Regions from separate parts of the Homo sapiens genome. Here regions 2 and 3 are each linked to region 1. The links are chromatin loops, found by intact Hi-C in ENCODE. Cell type or tissue: mammary epithelial cell. All regions are shown on one strand. Links, peaks and the distances in the headings refer to the core of each region. The heading gives the core; the rest is flanking DNA.

Region 1 (6,883 bases), core at 1,247-6,246:
AGTGTCGTGTGAGAGTTGTCAGAGTGGGCATACAGAAGGGGGATCACGTTATTGTTGAAACGATAGAGAAGAATATGGTGGAGCCATTTTTGAACTGGGGAATTGGGGGAGGCGTGTTGATGAAGAGGGATTCCAGGTCTAACCTCTCACCTGATGGTTTGTCCTGGACTCTGCAATGGTCAGCGATGGGTCAGCTGACTGCCATAGCATCCCAGCCATAGGAGGAGGCGTGGTGATGGCTCTTGTTTCCTTCAATAAATGCTCATTCTTTTCATGGATTGTGAAAGTTATGCTGCATTTTCTTGATTCTAAGACCCCATTGATATTACGGACAGAATTGTGTTTCCCCCCAATTCATACATTGAAACCCTAACCCCTAACATGACAGTATTTGGAGACAGGACTTTAAAGAGGTAATTAAGGTGAGGCAAGGTCATCAGGGTGGGGCCCTGATCCAATAGGACTGGTGTCTTTATAAGACGAGGGGACCCCAGGGATGTGCATGCACAGAGGAAAGGACTTGTGAGGACAAGCAAGGAGAGAGGCCTCAGGAGAAAACAGCCCTGCCCACATCTTGATCTTCAACCTCCGGCTTCTAACTTCTGTTGTCTAAGCCACCCAGTTTGTTGTACTTCATTATGTCAGTTGCCCTAGCAAACAAATACAATTGACTTAAGACACACCATCAATTTAACAGTAATTGGGGTGAGAGGGAGAAAAAAAAGAAACACTGCATTAAATGCACAAATAGTCTGCAAGGATGCATATTAGCATCAAGAAGAAATGTTGTAGAAAACTTAGAAAATATAGAAAACACATGGAAGAGACCCTAAAAAATCTTACATAATGACAGTACCCAGGTAGGACCATTGTATTGTTTTATATCACTGATACAAATACACGAACATACTCATTTTGTGTAAAATTTGTGTTGCTGTTTTTCTCTGATGTTATAAATATTTTCTGATATCAAGACCTTTTTTCAAACTCCATTTCAATAGACGCACACCATATCACATTACACCATTTGTTCTCAATTTACCTAATCTATCATTATTACATATTTATTATGTCCAGCTTATATAACGTTTTTCCTATTTTAAATGATGCTCTGATGAAAATCTCTGGAATCTTTGCCACATCAGGGATAATTTTCTACGGGTTAATTCCCAGGCTTGGAATTAATGAAACAGAGAATGTGAACATTGTAAACAGAGGATATAAACAGAGGAGAAAAACATTTTGTGATTCTTGATGCCAAAAATTTTAGGTAATTCTATGATTCCCTTTCCTAACCTGAACACTTGATTTCAGATATGATGTGACCAGTAGATGTAAAAAAGAACCATAATTTTTCTCTCCTGGATACAATAGACAAGTTAATGCAATGTAAAGGAAAGGATTTTTTTTTGTCTTTTGTGTTTATTTTGATTTTGAGCTGGAAAACAATGGCTACCTTTGAGAAAGAGAAAATAATATAACGTGTGAAAGCCAATTCCAGGGTCTTGGAAATTAGGATGTCATCACAGTGGAGCTCTGGGTGAGGCATGGGTTGGGTTATGTCATCCAGGCCATCCTAGAGGATCCCCACTGTCACTGCCAGATCAGAACCCCTATGCAAAGGGACAGAGAGCATCTCATTGCTGACCCTTACTGGGGCTTGCCTGAGTAATGGCAGACTCCAGCCTTTATGACCAGAGACCCAGATTGCCATCTGAACACCTAGACCACCCTACCTCATTGCTCACACAGCAGTCCCCAGCTCCATGAAGTTAGACTAAAAGGTGTGCAGAAGCCTCACTGTGGGGCAAGAGGGACACCTTTGCCACTCCTCCTAGGGCAATCTTAAGTTAGGAGCCCTTAATTCTAAATTTTACGTGCCTCCCCCCCCAACCACAAGAACAACATAATGTTTTGAAAATAATTAATATGTGCCTAATTTCTGGATCCATTGTAGTTTTAACACAATGAGCTGAAAGGTAGGACTTTGAATTTTACTGGGACTGTGCTATGCTTTAACCTTGCTCTTTGGTACAATATCTTTAATATAAATCTATATGTCACATACGCTGCTGTTACATTGTTTTCATATAACCATGTTTGACACCCCATTTGACAATGTCAACATTCACAGTGGTTCCTCAATGCATTTGACAGTATCAGCCCTTAAAATGTTTCACAATACTTCCACGTAAGCACATTTGACAGGATCAGCAGTTGAAATATTACACAAAACTATGTATTTGCAGTTCTGAATACCAGCAGTGACTGTTTTCACAATATCTGTACATAGTGACTGCTCATTCATTCGGTACACATCTTGTTTTTCTTTCGAGAGCTTATGAAACACCAAGCTCTGTGATAGCCTTTTTGACGTTGGGTACAAAGATCATTAAGATTTAATGGACACGCTCATGAAATTCCAAGTAAACAAAAAATCAAATAGCTAATAACCAGCATTTATTGAACACTTACTGTGAGTCAGGATTTGAGCCAAGGGGTTTTCATGCAGCAACTCATTTCATGTAGCTACAACTGAAGAGATAGGTTATAGCAATCCCATTTTACAGATGATGAAACTGAGGTGCTGAATTGTTAAGCAATTTGTCTGAGCAAACAGCTGGATAGAAGTAGAACTTACTGCTCTCAGGCTTTCTCTCTTTACTGTGTGCTTTTCAACTTGGAATTAATGAAACAAAGAATGTGAACATTGTGAAGAGAGGATATAAATAAAGGAACGAACATTCATTATGCCATAATTATTATAATGGTGTGGGATTATAAAAGTGCCTTCAGAACAAGGTAAAGCAGGCATCAATCTCCTGGGGACATTGAAGGAAGGCTTCAGGAGAGGGAAATATTCAAAGGAACTTCAAAAGCTTAATAGAGTGCGGTCAAGTGGAGAAGATGTGAAAATGCAAAAAATGTTTGTAAATTCCAGGAGGCACTTAGTGGTTAAAGAATGGGGTCAAGTTTAGGAGGCCTGGAAGGTGTGTGAGACAGAAGCAAGATTGAGAAGACTTTGAATGTGTCAGGGAGGAAAAACTTTTCTTCTACCCTCTTAGGTTCAGTTACTGAACCTACATGCCTGACAAAAGACAGATAACAGGAGAAAAGGCACAAAATTTTTATTAATATTTATGTGAACATGAGTCCACAGAAAAAAATCAGCGAAACTCAAAGAGGCAGTTAGACTTAGGGGTTTATATACCATTTTAACAAAGGAAAGAGAATTCGGGCTTTGAAGGGATGATAAATTATGGGGAAGTGACTAGGAAATATATTGGGGAACTAGTGGAAGACAATGGTTATTTTAGTAAGGTCTGTTATGCCAACTCATCTTGGTATTGACTCCCATCTCTGGTGATAAGAGTCACTCTGCCCTCCCTTCCTAGTGCAGGGTGAGAGTCACCTTCACAAAGGGAAATTTGTCCCTGCTTTTAGACAGATTCGGGGGTCAGAGAACTCTTCCTCCATCTGTTGATTCTCAATTGCCTTCAGCTCAAAATAATCCACATGCCAAAGGGACATATTTCAGGGTGGCATATTCTGATCCCCTTCAAATGCCATGCTAAATAATTTAGGCTTTATTTTATAGCAATGAGAGGTTTTAAGCATAAATGACGTAGTCAGATTTGCATGCTTGAAAATGCAAAATTGGGGGGTTGTTAGAAGGGAAGCTGCTTCAGGCTGTGCGCCCCCTTGTGGAGAAGAGAGAGAGAGAGAAAGTGAGAGAGATGGAGAACTCTGCATTGGGATTCCCTCCCTTCTTTCCATCTTTCTGAAGGAAAGCTGGGATTTCAATTTTCATCCTCCCAGGCGGCTGCTGTCTGGAGGCTGCTCCATCTGTGCAGGGCTTATCGCTGCTGTTTCCAAGAGGCCGAGCCCCAGAGAGCCTCTTAAGTTCTACAAAGCCCACCTGGGGAGCAAGCAAACATGGAGCCTCCCCCAACCTCTTGAAGGATCTTAGTGGAGGCTGCCTGTGCCCTAGTGCACCCTTGCTGGGTCCTCAGCAAGTCTATCTTGCTCACCCCCGCTTTGCAAATATTTAACTTCAGGATCAGCTTCTCTGGGTGACATCCAAGGGGGAGCTTCAACTTTCTTGTTTATTTTAGATCCCAGGGACGCCCCCACAGGTAGACGAAGAGGGTCCAGAGAAAGGTGGGGATTCCCTAACCCCTTCTTTCTTGGCACAGACAGGCAGAGAACACCTCTTTTCTCACCCCTGGGCAGCCCCAGGAAGTCAATCCTTCCACTATTCCTGCTCCGTGCCTCTCTTCCCTCTGCCCAGATTCCTGGGAGACTCAAAACCCTGTTCAACTCTCTCTGGGCTAGCTGCTCCCCTCCCCAAGAGGATTTCTCTCCAGAGCTGGTATCATCGCTTAATGATGTTCCACCAACAAGGGGAAGGTAATTGATTGTTAAGTGAAAATATAAATTGTAATTGAATCCATCACATTTCAGTTTTTCATTATCGTGTGACAAGTCTCTTAGTGCATTGGCAAGGACTGCAGGGATCAGGGAGGGCTGGAGAGAGAGATAAGGACAGTTGTCTTCCGTTTCCTTATCCAGTGTGGTAGGCTTGCACTTTCAAATTGTAAACTGCCTCACTGGGACTCTTGCACACATGAGTGTGCATGGGTGTGCACACAGCTATGCGCTGGGTCAAATGAATTCATATTCAAGAACTGAAGTGGAATGCTTACAGGTCCTCGGCTGCGATGTGTTGGTCCAGTTTGAGCTTCAGTTTTGTATTTCTAGCTTCCCACTGGACGTTCAGTTTATTTAATAAGTTCATGCTGTCCCAAGCGTTGTGCTGCACACGCTCACTGTTTTGATCTAATTTAGTATTAAGGAGGAAGTATAGTGTGGTGCTTAGGAAGTAGACTTGAGAAACAGTTGGCTTGTATTAGTCTCGTGGTCCCACTGCTTAATAACTGTGTGGCCTTGGGCAAGTTTCTAACCTCTCTGTGCCTCTGTTTTCTCATTTGTAAAATAGGGATAATAATGAATATTTACAGTTTAGGGCTATTGTGAGGATTAGATAGGGTTAGTTTAGGTAAAGCAGTTGGAAAAATACGCCTGGTTAAAAACTGATACCAAATGATTTTGATATCAGGGTCATGCTGGCTTTATCAAGCAAGGTGGGATTTGTTCCTTCTTCTTTATTTTCTGGAAGTGTTTGTGTTAAGTTTGGCACTCCTTCCTCCTTAGTGTTTAACAAAATTCATAGTTTTGATGACAAATCAATTTGTTTCATAGATACGGGGCTGTTTATATTTTAAAATTCTTCTTGTGTACATTTTAGGTTGAGCTTTCAACAAATGTTTCTCTTTTATCTAAGTCAAATTTGGAGGCATAAAGTTGCTCCTTTTATTATATTTGTCTATAGGATCTCTGAAGATCTTCCTTATTGTACTTCTGATACTGGCAATTTGTGGTTTACTTTCTCCTTTACTTCTTGATCATTCAAACTGAGGAGATTATCAACATTATTAACTTTTTCCAAAAAACAACCTCTGACTTTGCTGATTGTCTTTATTGGTTGTCTCTTTCCGTTGCATTTATTTGTCATCTATTTATTGTCTTATTTCTTGTACCTACTCTGGGTTTAATTTACTCTTCATTTCTTAGCCTCTTAAGGTCGTGGTTTAGATGATTGCTCTAATGTGTTTCCTGTTTCCTGAGATAGGCTTCTGAAGCTATACATTTCCCTGTTAGCACTGCTTTAGGTATAGCCTACACAATTTGAAATTGTTAACATTCCACTGAAAATATTCTGTGCTTTCTTTTGTAATTTATTCTTTGATCTTTGGACTATTTAGCAGTATGTTTAATTTCCAAATATTGGGGTGATTTTCTTGGTGTGCTATTGAGATTAGTATCTAATTTAATGCCGTTGTCACCAGAGAATATACTCTTTATGTTATTGGTCTTTTGAAATTTATTGAGACTTTCTAATGGCCTAGCATATGGTTTTTTGGGACATTTTCTGTGCACTTGCAAAAAAATGTATATTTTACAGTTTTTGGTCTGTTTTATAAATGTCAGTTCCATGAAGCTGGTTGATTGAGTTGTGCAGATCTTCTATCTGCTCTCTCCTTTTTTTTTCTTCAACTTGTTCTATCAACTATTGAGAGAAGAGAATTTAAAGTCTCCATTTATCTTTGTGGATTTGTCTATTTATCTTTTTAGCACAGCCACTTTTTGCTTCAGATATTTTGAAGCTCTGTTTTAAGGTGCATACACATTTAAGATGTTTATATATCTTTAATGGACTGAAACTTTTATAATAATAAAATGTCCTTTTATATCTCTACTAGAATTCTGTGTCTTGAAGTCTACTTTAATATAGCTACACTATTTTTCTTATACTTAATGTTTGTATAGTATATTGTTTTCCATATTTTACTTTCAATCTATCTGTGTCTTTATATTAAAATTATGTTTACTGAAAGCAACATAAAGGCTTTTCTTGCTTTTCATTCAGTCTGATAATTTCTGCTTCTTAAAAAGAACATTTAGTTAATATGCATACTTACTGATATGATTGCTTTTAAGTCTAACATCATGTTATTATTTTGTATTTTCCATTCTGTCTTTTGTATCTTTTTATCTTTTTCTCCTTTATTCATTCTTCCTTGTTTTGCGTGAATGAAGCATTTTTAGTATTCCATTGTACCTTTACTATTGATCTTTTTGTTATACCTATTTGTACTATTTTTAAAATGATTGTTGTAGTGATGACACTATTCATCTTTAACTTACCACAGTCTCCCACTCCCATGGTGCCATTTTTGCCCGTTAAAAATTATGGATGGCTCAACCCCAACTCTTCTGGAAATTATGGACTACATGTTGAGCACCCCTGATCCAAAAATCT
Region 2 (6,883 bases), core at 1,024-6,023, 150 kb before region 1:
TTGTAAGTATTGAAGGGAGTGAATGAACTCAGAAGAGGATAAGCCATCGGTAATTATCTGCCAGACATTTCCCCCTTCCGTATATATGCACCTATAAATACTTGTTATATTAATATATAAGATACTTTTTTTGAGATAGGGTCTTGCTTTCTCACCCAGACTGGGGTGCGACATATGGATGGAGCTTCTTCCTTTGCCTCTGCAGCTGAGTGTGAATCCAGGTAGCTTAATCTCTCGCCTTCTTAAATAGTCTTGAGAGCATCACTGCAGTCTGCATTGGTGGTTGGTAGTGGTTGTGCCACAACAACATTTCTGCTGCAGTGGTAGCCTGTTGACAGACAATCTAACTGCTGGATCGGAACATTTCTTCCCATGTTGGGGGCTAACTCCCTTGCTGACCCGAGTGTAGCTGCCTGCCCAAGTCTCCTTCTTTCCCAGTTCCTGGACCACACCCGGCTCTTTTTCACCCTGGAGCTCTTGCTCATGCCATTCCTTGCGCCATAAATATCATCCTCCCTCTGACCACATGGCTGGCTCCTTCTTAAGAGTCTCAACTTCCAAGTCACCTCCTTGCTGGGGCTTCCCTGACCACTCATGTGAGCATGTTCTCTGCCCACTTTGAGGTTCCTCATTGCATCTCCTTCTTCCTTTTCCTTGTAGCACTTCACATTTTGGAAGGACTGAGTTGTCCACTTGGTGAGGGCCTGGCTCCTTGGGGGTCATGAGTGCTGTTTTGTGTATCTGTGTGGGCATGCATGGAAACAAAGCCATAACTGACTGGAGAAAACGTGGCTCCATCAAACTCATTAATTTACACACACCAAAAGGCTAGACTCATCTGGGATTTTTTTTCTCCCTCCAAACGGGCAGAACTGGCTTATTGATTTGGTACCTGGGAAGATCGCTTCATAAGCTTCAAAGATCTTCCCAGGTGATCTCCTCCATAACCAAGCCTGCAAATGTCACTCTGATTCTGACAGTCCCTAATTTGCATCTCCAGGAAGGCCTCCTCTCAGCGCTTTAGCCTCTTATATCCAGTGGCCTGCTCGGCAGCTGCATGCGGGTGTTGCACACACGACTTAAGCCAGGTGTGTCTCTAATAGAACTCTGGATCTTTCTCCAAACCCATTCCATTCTTTCCACCTCAGTAGTTGGTGCAGTCTTTTATCTAGTTCCATAAACTAAAATCTGGAAGCTGTCTGTGATGCCTCCCTCTTCTTTAGGTTTTTTTCCTGCCCCATAAGCAATTTCCCAGGTAGTCTGGTTCTTTTTACTTCCACCATATATGTTGAGTCTCCTCACTTCTCTCCAACTTGACCGCCATCCCATAGAGGCATCCCTTCTGGACACACGAAATCCTCCCAGCAGGGTTTCCTGTGTCTTCTTTTGCTTTTCAATTCAGTCTCCACACAACAGTCATTTCAAAACTTAAATCGATTCTCATTACTCTCCTTTCCAAAACTTCTCATTGAATTCCTATTGTACTTGAGTAAAATTCCAGCTCCCTGTCTTGATCCATGAGGCATCCGTGGATCTCTGCGACCCTGTCTTGTGCCTCCTGCCCTTTCCCCACAGTCGAGCCTCGATGCTTTTCCCTGTTCCTGGACCACACTAGGCTCCCTTTCACCCTGGAGCTCTTGCTCATGTGATTCCCTGTGCCATAAATATCATCCTCCCTCTGACTACATGGCTGGCTCCTTCTTAGGGTCTCAACTTCCAAGCTACCTCCTTCCTGGGGCTTCCCTGACCACTCATGTGAGCATGTTCTCTGCCTTCTTTGAGGTTCCTCATCGCAGCTCCCTCTTCCTTTTCCTTGCAGCACTTCACATTTTGGAAATACCAAGTTGTCCGCTTGGTTAGGGCCATGCTCCCTCCTTGGATCCTGTGTTCCAAAGGGCAAGTCTGTATTTGTCTTATCCACCATGATACCCCAAGCGATCGAGACTATCCTGGCCAACATGGTGAAACTCCATCTCTACTAAAAATACAAAAATTAGCTGAGTGTGGTGGCGTGTGCCTATAGTCCCAGCTACTTGGTTGGGAGGCTAAGGCAGGAGAATCGCTTGAACCCGGGAGGCAGAGGTTGCAGTGAGCCAAGGAAGCTCAATATTAAATATTAATGTCCATATGAATAGTGTAAGATTTTATTATGTCTTTACCATTTTTATGATAGACTACCCCAGATCCTCTTTGGAAGCAGGGAAAGCTTCAAACAATTTTTTTAATATCATAAAAATAAAATTATTCATAATTCCAAAAAGTGGAAACAACCCAAATGTCTATCAACTAATGAGGGGAAAAATAACATGTACAGGTTGCAGTGAGCCGAGATTGCACCACTGCACTCTACCCTGGAGACAGAGTGAGACTCCATCTCAAAACAAAACAAAAAACAAAAAAACCCATGTATTTATCACATAATATTTGGCAATAAAAATAAATAGAGTACTGATACATGGACACCATGGAAGAACCTTGAAAACATTCTGCTAAGTGAAAGAAGCCAGTCACAAAACAACATAGATTGTAAGATTCCACTTTATGAAATGTCCAGAATAGGCCAATCCAGAGACAGAGAGTAGATAAGTGGTTGCCTAGGGCTGAGGGGTTTGGAGGGAATGGGAAGCGACTGCTAGTGGATGTTTGGAGGTAATGAAAATGTTCTGAAATGGTGTTGATGGATGTGCAACTTTTTGAATACACTCAAAACCACCGACTTGTATTTTATTCTATTTTATTTTCTGAGACAGAGTTTTGCTTTTGTTGCCCAGTCTGGAGCGCAATGGTGCAATCTCGGTTCACCAAAACCTCCGACTCCATGGTTCAAGCGATTCTCCTGCCTCAGCCTCCCAAGTAGCTGAGATTACAGGCATGTGCCACCACGCCAGGCTAATTTTGTATTTTTAGTAGAGACGGGGTTTCTCCATGCTGGTCAGGCTGCTCTCGAACTCCCGACCTCGGGTGATCTGCCCGCCTCGGCCTCCCAAAGTGCTGGGATTACAAGCGTGAGCCACCATGCCCAGTCGACTTGTATTTTAAATGGGTAAATTCTAATGATATGTGAATTATATTTCAGTGAAACTGTTACAATTAAAATTAATTAATTAATGGAGTTAAGAGCACCCTTGCTCTCTGAAGACAGATAGACTGGCTAAACAGACCAAGGAGATTGGCTTTGTGTCAAATGCCCACTTTGATTAGGGTCCATCCTCCCTCTCTTTCCCCTTCCCTCTCTTCCTCCCTCCCTTAAATGTTTCTCAGCATTCTTCAGGACTCTGGACCAGAGACGGATTAGACTTAGCCTTTATCCTCAAGCAACTAAGTTTAGTTGGGGCAGGACAGGGTGGAACAAAGGGAGGAGCACGGTGAAGACCTCATGGAGCTCCCTGGGTGCAGGCAGAGCCTCCCGGGGATTCTGGTGAAGAACTCTCTGTGTGGAGAAACATCTTTTGTAACAGCAAATACTGTTTTATTTCTTCATTCTTATATGAATTCAATAGACAATTACTGTGCGGGTTGCTGGGGTACAGAGATGCGTAAGAACATGTGTCCCCAAAGAATGGGGTGGAGGGCACAGGAGCCAACCATGGAATCCTAGCAGGGGTGTCAGAGGCTGAAGAAGGTCCAGAGGGGACCGCGCAGGGCAACCGGCCAGGCTTCCTGGGAAGTCAGTGCTGGAAACAGGAGACTGTGCTCGGCTTGGTGAAGCAGCTCCGAGCCTGTGATTTGTCTGTAGACAGCTCGGTTCGGGTGAGCCCCAGGGCTTTCCTGACTGTTACCGGCCTAATCAAGGCAGAAGGCAGCGTGGTGACCTCCCTCCCAGGCGCCAGGATGCAGCTGTGAAGGCCTGGCTGGGAATTGCTTTGAGGCCGGAGGGGGGTCTCCTCCCCCGACACCCGACAGCCCCTCTTCCATGGCCACAGGGGAGTTGCTGAGCAGATCTCCCCTCCCCGGGAGAGGAGGGCAGGCTGCGTGGCCCTGGCAGGAGAGCATGCGGCAGGCGAGCCTCCGGCCGCAGAGATGCCGGGCTCTGTGCGAGACGTTTGCCGCTAGAGGGAGTGCCACGTCGTTCTCCGTCCCCACCACGGACTCCCAGGGCCGCAAACGAGTTTGGGCGGAAGCCAGGGCTTTGGGGCTTCCTGGGAAACTCACTGTCTTTGCCTTTGTCCTCTCCATTTTGAGATTTCTCAGAAGAAGCTGGACCTAAGAATGCTTCGCATAGTTTGGCAGAATTTGCGGAGCCTGTTCCAGCCGCGTGGGTCTGGAATCCGGGATGCGGTCTCTGGCCTGTGCAACCCCTGTTTAACCCGGGGCTGGCCTCTGGAGGGCAGGGAGGCTGGGAGCAGAGAGAAGCACTCAAGGACCTGAGAAATGTAGAAGGTCTTGGATTTGTTTCCCTGTGTGCAGTCCCCTCTGGCCCTCAGAGCTGCAAAGGACAGACCCCTGGGTTCTGGGCAGGGGCTCAGCTCTGGGATTCGTTCAGTGCTTAAAAGGAGGGAAGGGAACTCAGGAATAAGAACGATCAGGCTGGCAGGACATGCAGCTGTTGTCAGAGACCTGGAAACACATGGGCCAGTGGAGCTGATGGGCCCCGTGGGGTGGGTGGGTGGCAGCATCCAACTGGTCAAGAATGGCTCTGCTGTGGCTTCCTCAGCATGGCCCTGTAAAGAGAGCAGAAGATGACTGTGGATGGCCCCAATTTCTGACATGAGAGGCCCTCACTGGCTCAGGTCGGGCTGGCCTCCTGAGGTGACTGGAGGATGGCTGCCACCTTTGGTGTCGGGACTAAGACTGGAAAAGTGGCGGGTCCAGAGAAAAAGCCCAGGCCCACAGCTTCCGCTGACGTGGCAACTATGCTTTTGGACTGCATCCTGGACCTCTTTTGACCAGGCCCTGTGAAGGGTTGCAGGAGGTTCAAGGCCCCTTTATCTCTCTAGCATTGACTCTTGGGTCTGGGCAACAGACCACCCTTTGCAACCTCTGGGCCCAGGCAGCAGGTGTGCAGGTGAGTGCAGCAGGGGCTTGGCAGCCGGTCACAGCTCCCCACCGAAGCTGCGGGAAGCCGGCGGTGCACCATCTGCAGTGGAGCAGGTCAGAGTGGGCCTGCTGAGGCTCCTGTCACTGCTGCGGTTAATGCTGCCGATTACCATGGTTACCCGGAGGCTGGAAGCTCTGACAGTCAAAGGCAGAGCAGGAGAAGGATGTCCTCTCCCTGCTCTGAGCCACATGGCTGCCTCTCAGTCTCCCTGGGTGGGCAGGATTCTTCTGGAAAATAAAAGTGCCTGGACCAGAGACGTTGTCCTGCCGGGGTTCAGCTGATCCAAGCATCATCCATCCCCAAGTGCCGGGGGCCTTCAGGGAACCCTGTTCTGAGCACATTCAGTGGGGAGGCGGGAGGCAGAAGGGGATTCTGGGCCTTGTGTTTGCTTTGCTCAGTCTTGGAAGGATAGAGAAAGGGAAGAGAAGATGCTAGTCTGGGCCTTAGGGAACTCTGAGTCAGAGGAAGGAAGCAGTTCGCGAGCTGGGTGGTGGATTCAGTATCGACTCCTGAGGATCTAGGAATGGCTTTCTGGTCCTGTGCCTACAGTGGCAGCTTGGGGCTGTGACTGTACCCTCTCCAAATAGGGCACTGGCCAGGGAGTCAGGACACCTGCTTTGCCAGTCATTGTGGGCTCCAGCTCCCGCTGGGTCCTGGTTTCTCCATCTGCAAAATGGGGTTAATGATTACTAATCCCCCACCTATTTCAAGTCTGTGGGGAGAATTTTTTAAACGAATAATTTTGTGCATTGAAATGAGCCAGCAGATTTCAAGTCTTTGGAGAAAAGGCCTTATTTATTATTATCATCAACTCATTGAGCAGAAATTCTGTTTATCTCCTTTACTGCCTCTTCGGTGCTGCATGAACTGAGAGCGATATCACCTCTGCAAGATGACGGGGCCCTGCACAGCTGTCCAGACCCCAATGCTGGGGAGTCCCGGGACCTGGAGAGGCCAGGTGGGGCTTCATCTGAGCTCCAAGGGGACATGGGGATCAGAGGGGAAAAAATGGGACAGGTACTTCAGGTGCAAATGCTCCTGCAGAAGTCTGAAGATTCTCAAACAGGGTGCCTAGCCTGGAGGGGAGGAGCTGGGGAGAAGGAAGCGGGGGAGGTGGGCAGAGAGTCTGCCTGGGGGCCAAGGGGCCTGGTTTCGAAGCTTTTTCTTTGGTGCGTTATCATTATTCTTTAAAACTGAGAAAATATGAATATACATAAAAAAGGGAATGAAGAAAAAATTAAATTAGTTATATCAAATTAATAACATTTTGACACTGAGTTTCAGTACAGTTTCTAATATGGAAGGTCTTTATAAGTATTGAAAGGAATGAATGAACTCAGAAGAGGATAAACCGTTGGTAAATATCTGCCAGACATTTCCCCCTTCTGTATATATGCACACATAAATACTTGTTATATTAATATATAAGATACTTTTTTTTTTTGAAATCGGGTCTTGCTTTCTCACCCAAGCTGGAGTGCAGTGGTGCAATCATGGCTCACTGTAACTTCCACCCCCTGGGCTCAAACAGTCATCCTACCTCAGACTCTTAAGTAGCTACAGGTGCACACCACCACTCCTGGATTATTTTTAAAATATTTTTATTAGAGATGAGGCTTTGCCATGTTGCCCAGGCTGGTCTGAAACTCCTGGGTTCAAGCCATTTGCCCACCTTGGCTTCCCAAAGTGCTGGGATTACAGGCGGCCTATATCATGTACTTTTAACGATAGGATTACGCTGCAACAGGCTCTCCTGAATCTGTGGTTTTGATTTCTGAAGTTTCAGTTACTGACTGTCAACCATGGTCTGAAAATAGTTGAGTTCTGTACAATAAGATATTTTGA
Region 3 (6,883 bases), core at 1,304-6,303, 560 kb before region 1:
TTGGTAGCATTTGGCATTATATTATTTGTTTTTTGATCGTGTCCTCCTTATTTAGGATATCAGCACTTTGAATGTCTTGTTTATATCTCTGCTCCAGTCCCTAGAACCCCATCTGGTATAAAACAGGTTTTCGGTAAATATTTGAGTAAATCAATGCCATGCTAAGGAGCTTGTGATTTATCTTGTAGATCAGTGTTTTCAAAAATGTCTGCCTATTACCCACTTCAGCTTAGACCTATGAATTAGATTCTCTGAGAATATTAAGGCCAAGAAATCTTTATTTGAACAAACTATCCAAGAGTTTTTATGTACACTAAAGTTTGATAGCCATAGGCAATAGAAATCATTGAAGGATTTTAAGCAGTGAAATGAATTGGTCGAATTGCCTTGGCGGGAAGAAGTAACATGGTTTCAATGTGCCAGGGTAGGAAGATGAAAGATCAGTTTAAAAGCTGTTGGAGCCCATTTGAAAATGGTTTGGCAATTTCTAAAAAATTAAACATGGATTTACTGTATGACCCAGTGATTCTACTCTTAGGAATCTACCCAAGAAAAATGAAAATATATGTCCACATAAACATTTGTATGTTCATAGGAGCATTGTTTATAATAACCACAAACTGGAAACAACCCAGATGTCTGTCAGCTGGTGAATTGGTAAAGAAAACATAGGATACCCATACAAGCGCATACTACTTAGTAATAAAAGGGAACAAAGTACTGTTACACAGTACAACATGGACGAACTTCAAAAACATGCTGGCTGAACATGGTGGCTCACGCCTGTAATCCCAGCATTTTGGGTGGCAGAGGTTGGAGGATCGCTTGAGCCCAGGAGTTTGAGACCAGCCTGGGCAACATGGCAAGATACCATCTCTACAAAAAAGTGAGAAATATTAGCTAGGCGTGGTGGTGTACACTTGTGATCCCAGCCATTTGGAAGGCCGAGTTGGGAGGATTGCTTGAGCCCAGAAGGTTGAGGCTGCAGTGAGCCATGTTCATGCCACTGCAGTCCACCCTGGGTGACAGAGCAAGATGTTGTCTCAACAAAAAAAACCCCAAAACATTATGCTAAGTAAAAATAGCCAGACCCAGAAGACTACATATTGTATGATTTCTTTTATATAAAATGTCCAGAAAAGGCAAGTCTATAGAGACAAAAAGTGGAGTAGTCATTGCCTGGGACAGTTATCCAAAATTGGATTGCTGTGGTGATTTTACAATTCTATACATCTACTAAAAACTATTTATTGTACACTTAAAACAGGTGATTTTTATGTTATATAAATTGTATCTCAGTAAAGCTGTTGGGGAACAAAAACCTGTTGGAGTAGTCCAGGGTTTTAATTAATGAAGTAGGAAGGGAGTTAGAAGAGATTAATATAAGTGAGATGTAGCCGCAGGGATGGAGAGCACTGTGAAGTGAAGGAAGAATAAAAACTGGCTGCCATATTACTGGTTGAGTGACTTAGTAGATACTAATACTCCCAATCTAGATAGGGAATCTATAAGAACAAACTGTTTTGTTTTGTAGGGAAAGATAAACCAGTTATCTTTAATTTGATCTATCTTTAGGAAATTCAGTTGGAGATATGAAGTAAGGAGTTGTATATATGGATCAGAAGTTGTATATCTGGATCAGAGATGTTTGGGCTAAAGATACAGATTTGAGAATTATTATATAATAGTAATTGAACCTGAACACAATGATACTTCGCTGGGGAATGTGTAGATTAGAGTAAGAAGAAAAGTGGTTACAGAGAGAACCTGGAGAAAAACCAACTTAAGGACCACATAGAAGAAATAAATCTCTAGTGAAGAAAATTAAGATAGAATGATTAGTCTTAGGAATATAATGCAGGACAACCAAACTGACTGCAGTGTGGTGCGACAGGAAGCAAATAGCATTTTGAAACAGTTCACGGGAATGGGGTTTAGTAGCCCAGTAGACTGTTGTACATTCTAAGATGGCAGAGGTCATTATTTTTGGATAATATATAATCTTATTGTTCCACAGTCATAATAATGTAAAATGTGCCTCTTTGTGAATTAAAATGAATAAAAATAGGGCCCCTTTGGGGATTAAGTGTAAACATGGCCTGCCAGATTGTTTTATTTTTATGATTTTATATCTAAGTTTCTTACCCATCTTAAAACAAAAGACACTGCTTTCATTGGAACTGCAAACTGCCCTAGTATAATTAATGACTTTAAAACTCAGTTTTGTATTTGAGATTTTTTTAAAAACCTTTTGGTTTATGTAGCTGGGAATATTTAAAGAGGTATTGCTTATCTTCTGCTTGCAGGCTTATCAGTAACATCAGAACAAATAAATCCTCATAGTACTGGAGCTCGGAAGACAGAAACTAGAGTCGAAGAGGCATTTCGGCACAAACAAAGAAATCCAATGGATGTGTGGCACAACTCTGCAAATAAATGTGCATGTGAGTATTTCAGCTCATGTTATCCAGTAGTGAGAACAACTGAGAATGATGTAGATATGTTAGGAATTGGGTACAAAACAAAGTGCCGCTCTTTTCCCATAGCTCTTTTAATCTCTTTTCAGAGGTGAAGAAGAGCTTGTGAGGTAAATGCTGAATCAGAAATATATTTCTTTAACTTTATTTGTTATTTTCTATCCCTATTCAATATTATTTGCTATGACAATTGAACTAGGCTTGAATATTTTCAGTTTTAAACTTTGGTTTTTGGATAGCCATGTGGAGCCAGTAGAATTTTTATATGCCCCTGTCCTTATCCTCCACTCCTTGTACACTATGCAGGATGTTCTCTTTAGGGTGGGAAATGGACACTCCCGCATGTGGGTGTGTCTGATCTGGCAACAGGAAGTTGATTTTTCTGAGAGACTATTTTGTGTTCAGTTTGAAAAATTGGCACAGCCTTCTTTTCTTTGTAGTTTTTGTGAGATGTATTTAAAGGGAAAATTGGGAGTTTTTTTGTACTCATTCATGTTGATCTATAACATTTCCAAAAGTCAAATGTTAATAAACACTGCGTCTTTCTAATAGAGTTCTTCTGTTTCACTAAAGATAGCCTTCCTTGGAAGATACATGCTGTTTTTCTGGTATAAAGGTGATAATCCAGGTTAAGTATCCCTTATCCAAAATGCTTGGGACCCAGAAGTGTTTTGGATTTTGGATTTTTTTTGGATTTTGGAATATTTGCATTGTACTTACTGGTTCTGCATCCCTAATCCAAAAATCAGATATCTGAAATGCTCCAACGAGCAGTTACTTTGAACGACATGTCAGTGCTCAAAAAGTGTTGGATTTTGGATACTCAACCTGAACTACTTTGTCAGTAAAGCTAGCTATAATATGTTGTTTCACCAGTGGCATTGAATTTGAATGAATAAACTATACCCACCTTTTTAAAGCTTGTCCCCTTTTGGTAAGTGGCATTTGTATATGAGAAAGTTTGAGAAAGGACTCGATGATGCCGTGAAACTGATTAAGCCTATTTGGCCTAGTTGTATTTCAGATCATGACTTGGATTGTGTAATGTAGTACTCTAATTTAAACTTTGAAATTCTTTACATTCTATGCATCTGCTACAAATATTTATGAATGAAAATACATTGACTATTCACTTGAAGAAGTTTTAAGTGCCTTTAAATATTTTAAAAACTTTTTGAATCTACAAATATGAGTTTTGTTTTCTCTTACCAGTAGATGGCATATGCGACCCATAATTTTTCTGTTTTACATTAACTTAAATAAGAAATCTGAATGTCCCTAAGGCGTAGTTGCTTTCCTAAGGCCTTAGTTTTGGAAACAAACTCAGTGATGCTATAAAAATTGACTCTAAAGATCGTGTCTCTAAATGGACTTTTCACACAGAGCACCCCGATGAAGGAAGTGGTGTGTGTGTGTGTGTGTGTATGTGTGTGTGTGTGTGTATATGTGTGTGTGTGTGTGTGTGTGTGTGTGTGTATATATATAAATTTATTTATTTTTTTTTTTTTTCTTGAGACAGAGTCTCTCTCTGTTGCCCAGGCTGGAGTGCAGTGGCTCAGTCTTGGCTCGCTGCAACCTCCGCCTCCTCAGGTTCAAGCAATTCTCCCACCTCAGCTTCCCAAGCTACTGGGACGACAGGCGCCTGCCAGCACACCTGGCTCATTTTTTTGTATTTTTAGTAGAGATGGGGTTTTACCATGTTGGTCAGGTAGGTCTCGAACTCCTGACTTCAAGTGATCCGTCAGCCTCGGCCTCCCAAAGTGCTGGAAGTACAGGTGTGAGCCACCATGCCTAGCTGGAAATGGTATATTAAGCATTAGGTCCACAAATACTAATATATACTCTTGCCACATGCCAGGTACTGTGAAGATACATCAGTGACTAAAACAAAAATCTCTTCTTGTGGAGCTAATGTGGTCTGTTTCTCTTATTTTGCCAAAATTATACCAACCATTAGAAATAATTATATAAGGAAGAGAAAAATACCTCCAGTCCTACTTCCCAAAGATTAAGACCATTTTCTCTTACCGTATTAGCCAGGTCTATCCTGCAGTAACTTGCTTCAGCAGGGCTCCCAGCCTTTGCTTATGTACTGCATGTCAGGTAGTTGAGGTGACTCCTGATTGAGCAGAGTTCAGCTTCATTTTGCTCTAGTTTCATGGCTTAGGAAAGAAAAAGGGAACCTATTGTACTTTCAGTTACATGGTTGCAGAATAAGAGAGGTTATGGTGTCAGGAATGGCCTGTCAGGTAGTAAAAGCCTAATAGCGCTAACTTGCAGAGTCAGAGCAAGCTGAATGCTTTTTATTTTTTATATGGACTAGATTAGTTTTTCTTATAGCTAATGGGATGTTTACAAATGCCCATCACCTGAGCCTGTGTACCAGATTTTAACAGTAGATTAATACAGAAATTTTCTTCTCTATGCTAATTACCCTGTAACTTTAAATTATATAAATAGAAATTAATAGGGGAAAAGAATGAAGAGTTAGTGCTAACAGGATTACAGTTTTGAAGGAAAAATACATGTTGAGCCAAATGACTCAATAACCTGAATTTTGGAGATGATTTCAGAAACCTTTAGGAGATATATTCTTAGGTAAGAAAGAAGAGTAATATTTATAACTAAATTTATCTATTTCTTGTGAATTTACAGAGATGCAGCAGGAATTAAAGATGAAAGGATTAAATAAGTATGTAAATACACTACACTGTTGATAGATTCTAAATTCATATTAAGCAGTGTGAATATAAGAAACAAGGGTTGTCATTAAAAGACCATATTCCTTTCTGTCTCTATAAAGCAATTTTTAAACTACAGATTAAACAGCCTACAGTTAGTGATTTCATATTTATATTTTCTTTAAAAAATATCTTTGCCCAGGAAGCTTTTCAGCTTTGATGTATTAAACATATATATTGTCTTTTTTTAAGTTAAAATTATTATGTTCATAACCACAGAAAAAATGAATATTTTTATTCTGATACTTTCAACAAACTAGTATTTAGAATTTGGGGTTAGATACCAGAAGTGATTCAGCTCTAGCATAAGTGGTTTGCTTTAATAATTTTTGTATTTAAGTGTTCTGAAGAACACTTAACTGTATTATGCAAGTGTCCCAAATTATAAAAGTTAACTTTTTGTTTATTTAAGGGACAATGAGGTAGACTTGCTTAACCATCTACCTCAATTTGATACATATGTGAGAAATTAAAAATTCCAGGGTCCATTAATACCTAGAGGCCCTAGCTGCCTACTCATAAAGCTCATGATAGTTTCTAGCATCTAAGAGTATAGTCCTTACAACTTTTGTAGGCCTCCCTTTTCACATAAGTGACCAAGTATTTATTTTCAGTGTTTTGTTTATGTTGTTGTTGTTGCCTTGATAGCAGAGGGCTTAGTTTTCCTACATATTCTCAAATAACTTTGCAAGAAATTGATGCTGCTGGGTGAACTGTTTGTGCTAGAAGAGATTAACAGTTGGCTCACCAAATTGTCCAAATAACCTTCATAAGGCATCTATCCATGGTCATACTTAACTTTGGGTGATTCCTTTTTCTGGAAGGAGAGGTTTCTTTGTGAGGATACCCTTAACTGTTCTGTTATGCTATATTGAATCATGTCTTTATTTTCTTTCATGATTTAGGAGCTACCTTTTGCTAGTAAAACATCCACCTTCCTGGTGGAAATCCAGGGCTTTGGCCCCAAACTTTCTGGCAGCCTGGTAATGTGGTCATTCTTTAAATGTGTATATTATATGCGTGGCTTTTGGATGTTGAAAATTAGGAACAGTAGTAAAGTAGGATCTAGGATAGTAGAAAAGATTAGTGCTGAATAAACTCATACAGGAAATACATTAAAAAATGTTTTATTCTGCAGAGTTCATCCCTGACTTCATATCCATTCCATTTGTAGGTTGCAAGGATTAGTCAGCATGAATGTCAAGAGCTAAGTAGTTTTTGTGTGTTACATCAGCATGGGTTTACTTTCTTTTGGGTCCTGTTTAATAAACATATGTAAAATTGGTATTGCATTCCAAGTTCTACATATCTTTTTTCCTTCCTTGTAAAACAGTTCGGGTTCGGAGAAAATCAAGGCGGAGATCACAGTGGGGTAAAGGAATTATTAAGAAAAGGAAAGTTAATAATTTAAAAAAAGATGAAGAAGACACCAAATTTGCAGACTATGAGAACCATACGGAGGACAGGAAATTATTAGAGAATGGAGAGTTTGAGGTAAGCACTGACTGCCATGAGGAAAATGGAGAAGAGACTGGAGACTTATCTATGACCAATGATGAATCATCCTGTGACATCATGGACTTGGACCAGGGGCAGAGGCTTAACAATGGAGCAGGCACAAAAGAGAACTTTGCATCTACTGAGGAGGAAAGTTCAAATGAATCT

What was found. Hi-C counts contacts between places; a loop is a spot of excess contacts. Peaks named below come from ENCODE experiments on the same cell type or tissue, not always from the same donor. Only the 100,000 strongest peaks of a DNase experiment are listed, where the experiment ranks them.
Region 2: it touches region 1 in a loop (12-fold over the local background); 11 of 110 quality-filtered maps call a loop at or near these places.
Region 3: a loop joins it to region 1, with 25 times the contacts of the local background. A loop is called at or near these places in 5 of 110 quality-filtered maps.

Annotation. Positions count from the first base shown.
Region 1 is chr2:23,196,336-23,203,218 of GRCh38, reverse strand. It overlaps LOC107985792 (a long non-coding RNA gene), which reads left to right and starts at 4,290. Exons shown (of 9, transcript NR_171639.1): 1 at 4,290-4,410. In mammary epithelial cell, for the core only: a CTCF peak has its summit at 3,707 (motif pointing left); no DNase peak of the experiment used is centred there.
Region 2 is chr2:23,348,871-23,355,753 of GRCh38, reverse strand. No RefSeq gene overlaps it. Among named protein-coding and RNA genes, the nearest start is that of KLHL29, 33 kb to the left of the region's middle. In mammary epithelial cell, for the core only: a CTCF peak has its summit at 4,050 (motif pointing right); no DNase peak of the experiment used is centred there.
Region 3 is chr2:23,757,770-23,764,652 of GRCh38, reverse strand. It overlaps ATAD2B (ATPase family AAA domain containing 2B), which reads left to right. Exons shown (of 28, transcript NM_017552.4): 24 at 2,307-2,444; 25 at 6,552-6,883. Among named protein-coding and RNA genes, the nearest start is that of ATAD2B, 170 kb to the left of the region's middle. In mammary epithelial cell, for the core only: a CTCF peak has its summit at 3,698 (motif pointing right); no DNase peak of the experiment used is centred there.